2 separate regions of the Homo sapiens genome follow, and region 1 is linked to region 2. Evidence: chromatin contacts called from ENCODE Hi-C data. All regions are on one chromosome and are shown on one strand. The core of a region is the stretch at or near the end of the contact, and the rest is flanking DNA. Distances in the headings are between cores, read along the strand shown. Region 1 has its middle 180 kb from the start of TET2. Region 2 overlaps DAPP1 (dual adaptor of phosphotyrosine and 3-phosphoinositides 1).

The links. Hi-C counts contacts between places; a loop is a spot of excess contacts on that map. Pooled maps may share reads with other maps.
Region 1: a loop to region 2 is called in a map of naive thymus-derived CD4-positive, alpha-beta T cell, with 13 times the contacts of the local background. The contact joins two enhancer-like sites. A Hi-C loop is called at or near these places in 1 of 168 maps with a recorded cell type or tissue (naive thymus-derived CD4-positive, alpha-beta T cell), 1 of 37 single-sample maps with no recorded cell type and 3 of 50 pooled maps.

Annotation. Positions count from the first base shown.
Region 1 is chr4:104,965,373-104,968,072 of GRCh38, forward strand. No RefSeq gene overlaps it. Among named protein-coding and RNA genes, the nearest start is that of TET2, 180 kb to the right of the region's middle. Within about 2 kb of position 1,444, at least 11 of the 41 ENCODE cell types and tissues checked have a DNase peak (open chromatin) inside an H3K27ac peak, as active enhancers do.
Region 2 is chr4:99,849,973-99,852,672 of GRCh38, forward strand. All of the region lies in intron 3 of DAPP1 (dual adaptor of phosphotyrosine and 3-phosphoinositides 1), which reads left to right. Among named protein-coding and RNA genes, the nearest start is that of DAPP1, 34 kb to the left of the region's middle. Within about 2 kb of position 1,364, at least 2 of the 41 ENCODE cell types and tissues checked have a DNase peak (open chromatin) inside an H3K27ac peak, as active enhancers do.

The DNA.
Region 1 (2,700 bases), core at 194-2,693, 5.1 Mb after region 2:
GTTCATATCTTACATCTAAATCTTTAATCCATTTTGAGTTGACTTTTGTATATGGTGAGAAAAGGGACCATTTTTATTCTGCACGTAGATACACAGTTTTGTCAACACTATCTATTGAAGAGACTGACCTTTTCCCACTGTGTTTTCTTGGCATCTTTGTCAAAAATCAAACGGCCATATATATGTGGATTTATTTCTGGGCTCTCTACTCTGTTCCATTGGTTTATGTGTCTGTTTTTATGCCAGTATCATGCTGTTTTGATTACTATACTATTTTGAAGGCAAGTAGTACAATGCCTCCAGCTTTGTTCTTTTTGCTGCCAAAGTGTTTTTCATTAAAAATTTTCCTCGCAAGTGGAAAACATGATATAGGAAGAGAAAACACTTCTACGGCCAGAATGTTAGACAATGTTACTTATTCTTGAAATTAATTCTTTTGAGCCATGTTCCTCAGAATGATGTGATCTTAACATGAACACAGGAATAGCCTCACGGTAAAGAAGTCTGCTATGAATGATTGTTTTAGAGCTCTTGAAACTTCCAGGTTCCTGGAGACAAGGGCTTATCATAAAATAGCTCATATCAAGGTTGAAAATATGAGAAATAATTAGTAGTAATATATTGTAATCTCGCAGTCTGTTTCTAACCTGTCAGATGCACAAGTAGAATGATCATTCAGAGTATCCTTTAGTTGAATGTTAATCTTCCCCTAAAAAAGAAAATAGAGTGACTATCTTTTCCCATCATACACACATGAGTATTGTATATAATCAAAGTGCTTTTCCACTCTCTGGAAAACACAGTACCCATGTAAAGTGTATCAACACTGGAAACAAAACAGTTGGACTTATAATATTGTGAGCTCTCTGAAACCAGAAGCATTCGGCAGGAGCTGGAGTTTCAAATGCTAAAACAGAAATATAAAATCTTCCTGAGACAGAAGGATAAACTTCCAGATTTCTTCAAATCTCAGCTTGAAATTTTTAATTGCTATGTTTAGATTTTCTGAAAACCATTCTGTGAATTATTATTGTTTGATAACTGAAGGTTGATGTCCTTGCTTAGGTACACAGCAGCCCACCTTTATTTTTTAACAAATCTCCTTTCTTTCTTCTAGTCCCAACTCCTCAAAACACTGACTACTACTTACTCAAACCAGGGGCTGATAAAACTAGTTAACTTTCCCCTCAATACCTAGCATGCTGTAAGCAACTGGATAAAACCTAATTACCTACCTCATAAGTGAAACTTTTAAATCTATTTGTGCACTTCCAGTGTATCAGGCAGTTCATCCACGGAAGGTTAAAGAAATACTGAGAAACACTAATAAAACTTAAGAAGAAAGCATTCTTTGCTTTCATTGAGCTGGGAGGAAACTAGAAGTCTTCTAGTCCCACCCCTCCATGCTAGTAATAAGGAAACTAAGTTGCACAACACCACCCAGCTTGTTAAAGGCAGAGCTGAAACAAGAACCTGACATCCAATCCGGAGTTCAGTTTTCACTAACATATGCACCTTGACTTCGCTTGAATTTCCTCCTTTTGATTGACAAAGAGTGAAAGTACTGGTGGCCTAATTTTATAAGAAACCACTGAAAATTCTTGAGAAAACTGGTTTACTGGTTCACAATTGACAGATTTAATTCAAGGGGGAGAAGAAAAGATGCTTTAAAGCACAGCAATTACTGGACTAACACACAGCTGGGCACATTCATGGGGACACACGAGTGCAGGAGATCACTGAGGGAGAAAGTACAGGAAAAAATTAATAAACAGCCTCTGCTTAACCATGGGAAAAGCCCATATTTACAGAGTGGGAGGAGGGTGAATAACATTAATTGCCACTCTGGGCTTCTTCCCCAAAGTACTCTAGGACTGGTTTTTCAAGAGTAAAGAAAGGGACTAGACAAGTTAAAACTGCCTGCGGCACATTTTCTTGTTATACAGATATAAACACACACGTGATTTGTGCCTTGGCCTCACACCCTGCTCACTGCAGACTAGTTCCTGGTCCCTGGTCTCCATTCAAAGAACACAGACCACGCAGGATGTCAGTGGAAGAGGAAACTTTGTACACTGTTGGTGGGAATGTAAATTAGTATAGCCATTATGGAAAACGGTTCCTCAAAGTTAAAAAGTACAAGTTTACCTAGGTAACAAACCTGCACATGTACCCCTGAACTTAAAATAAATGTTAAAAAAATAAATAAAAATAGGCCAGGTGAGGTTGCTCACACCTGTAATCCTAGCACTTTGGAAGGCCGAGGCAGGTGGATCACCTGAGGTCAGGAGTCTGAGACCAGCCTGGGCAACATGGCAAAAACCTCGTCTCTACTAAAGATATAAAAATTAGCTGGGCGTGGTGGCAGGTGCCTATAATCCCAGCTACTCAGGAGGCTGAGGTAGGAGAATCACTTGAACCTGGGGGGCAGAGGTTGCAGTGAGCCAAAATCCTGCCACTGCACTCCAGCCTGGGCAAAAGAGGGAAACTCCGTCTCAAAAAAAAAAAAAAAATTAAAAATTAAAAATATTTACCCATTTGCAAATTTTAAAAATCAAATATATATTTAAAAAGAGTTTAAACATTTTTTTCAGATTTTTTAAAAGTTTTATTCTGATTAATTCACACTGGATAGAAAACGAATAAACTTCCAAGAGAAGAGGCCCCCTTAAATTCATTTTTTCCATCAAGATGAATAAG
Region 2 (2,700 bases), core at 114-2,613:
CTCCCTAGAGCCTCCACTAGGAAAGCAGCCTTGCCAGTTTTAGACTAGTGAGACCCATTTCGAACTTCTGACTTCCAGAATTGTAAGATGATAAATCTGAGTTGTTTTAAGCTGTTATGTTTGTGGCAATTTGCTACAATAGCAATAAAAAATTAGGCCAGGCACAGTGGCTCACGCCTGTAATCCCAACACTTTGGGAGGCCGAGGCGGGTGGATCACCTGAGGTCACGAGTTCGAGACCAGTCTGGCCAACATGACGAAACCCCGTCTCTACTGAAAATACGAAAATTGGCCCGGTGTGGTGGTGGATGCCTGTATTCCCAGCTACTTGGGAGGCAGAGGCAGGAGAATCGCTTGAACCTGGGAGGCAGACGTTGCAGTGAGCTGAGATCGTGACATTGCACTCCAGCCTGGGTGACAGAGCAAGACTCCGCCTCAAAAAAAAAAAATTAACACAGGTATTATTATGTGAAGTGTGTGCCTGGTCGTATCAACTAAGTACATCTTTCTGGAGTGTCATTTAAAGCATTATTTTCATATTAAGTATTAAATATATGAAGTAGAATGAAAATTAAGCATCAACTTTGAAGATAAAGTATAAGAGTTCAAAATGTATCTAATTTGGGAGCTGCTTTGATCCCTAGGCTTCAGTTCCCCTCTCCTCTTCTGTAAGGTGAAAGTGTTTGAGAGGCACCAATTTAACTATAGTTAATCACAAGTAGTGATTACTAGACTACCACCATTTTTATTCCTAGCAGAATGTTGCGTCTAGGTCTTTTTTAAGATTTCAAAATCCATGTCCCCAAAGATGCAATCATTCAAATTTTATTTAAGGATTTAAAAATATTCTGTCAAAGAATAATAATATCTAATATGTTATCATTCTCCCACAAACATTTATTTGGTGCCTTCTGAAGGAAGCATAATTATTCTCACTAGTAAGGAGCAGAAGCTTGTAATGGTTGTCCAAGGCCGATAAGTACTGAATGGCGGTAGTGACAATTGAACCCTGTTCCTCTGCCTGTGCATCCAGTGCTCTTTCCAAGGGTCCAGAGTGACTATGAAGCACATCACTGGGAGTGTTTCTTAGGGTTGGGAGCCAGCGCTGAATTTACCATGCATCTACAATGTGAGCACTGTGTTCACAGAGCCCCTGAGCCTGCACAGCAGCTACTCTTGATATAGGTACTGCTGCTTTCATTCTGACTGTAAAACTGTAGCCGGCCCCTTCTCCTCATATGACTGGATCTGTTCTTATGGGAAGATCACATTGACAAAAGAGAGCACAATGTGCAAGAATGGGACGGTTCTGATAATGGCAAAATCTGTTTTTCATTGTGATCCCAATGCTGCAATGCCAATGAGAGACAGAAAGAGGAAGGGCCAGAGGCTTTCATTCTTCTCTGAGGTCGAGATCAGACACCCTCTTCTGGCTTTTCTCAACAGCTTTTCATTTTACAGCAGCACCTTATCTGGGCCCAAGTATCAAAAGCCACAGTTCTGTTTTTGCAGTCAGACATTGTATGTATTCAAGTATCATAGACAGGTTTTGTTTTGTGTAGTTTTTTTTTTTTTTTTTTTTTTTTGAGACAGAGTCTCACTCTGTCACTCAGGCTGGAGTGCAGTGGTGCGATCTCGGCTCACCGCAACCCCCGCCTCCCGGGTTCAAGCAATTTCCCTGCCTCAGCCTCCCGAGTAGCTGAGACTACAGGTGCCTGCCACCACGCTCGGCTAATTTATTTTTGTTTTTATTTTGTATTTTAGTAGAGATGGGGTTTCACTATGTTGGCCAGGATGCTCTCGATCTCCTGACCTCATGATCCACCCACCTCAGCCTTCCAAAGTGCTGGGATTACAGATGTGAGCCACTGTGCCCGGCCTGTTTTGTGTAGATTTATCATTAACATTAGGGTGTTTTTTAACCACAGAGGAGACATTTTTCTTTTTCATTTTCTCACTCTTACTCTAATTCAGGTTCTATACTCTCCAGATCTTTCAAATCTTTTCAAAGACGCCCTTCCTGATGACCCTTGTAAAATATCACCCTCTCCCAACCCTACCTTTTCTATTCTCTATCCCTTTACCATGCCCTATTCATTTTTTCCATAACACTTCTCACACATAAAATATTTTTTAAATTTTTTTTCTGTCTCCTCTACCTAGAACATAAGCTCGATAAGAGCATTTAAACTCCTTTGTGTGCTATTGCATTCCCAGTACCTAGACAAGTGCCTGGCAGAGTGCAAAGCTCTGTAAATATTCGTTGAATGAATTGCTGAATTCTTTACATCTCTTCCATGTCTGGTACAATCTTAGGCTTGCTATAGAAAAGACCCTAGTAAAATTAAAAGCAAGAAACCATAGCAAGAAGAAAAAAAATCCCCTTAAGTTGCCTCTTTTTGTAGTTAGTTTCTAGTTTCTGATTGACTGATTGATTGAGGGAAGGATTTCAAGAAGGAAATGTCAGAAACATAGACTCAGAACTGCTCTGAGCCCTTGGAACAAAGTTCCCCAGCCCCCCATGCCTGGACCCCCTGGGCTGAGCCCTTTTTCTGCCTGGAGGCTCCCCTCTCCAGATGGAAGGGGAAGGAGGCAATCACTTGTGAGCACCAGCTTGTTCAGGTCATGTTCACTTAGTAATGCAAAGACTTTGCTTGGTTACTTTCATTAATTGGGTAGTATCAGAGAGTAGGGAGAATG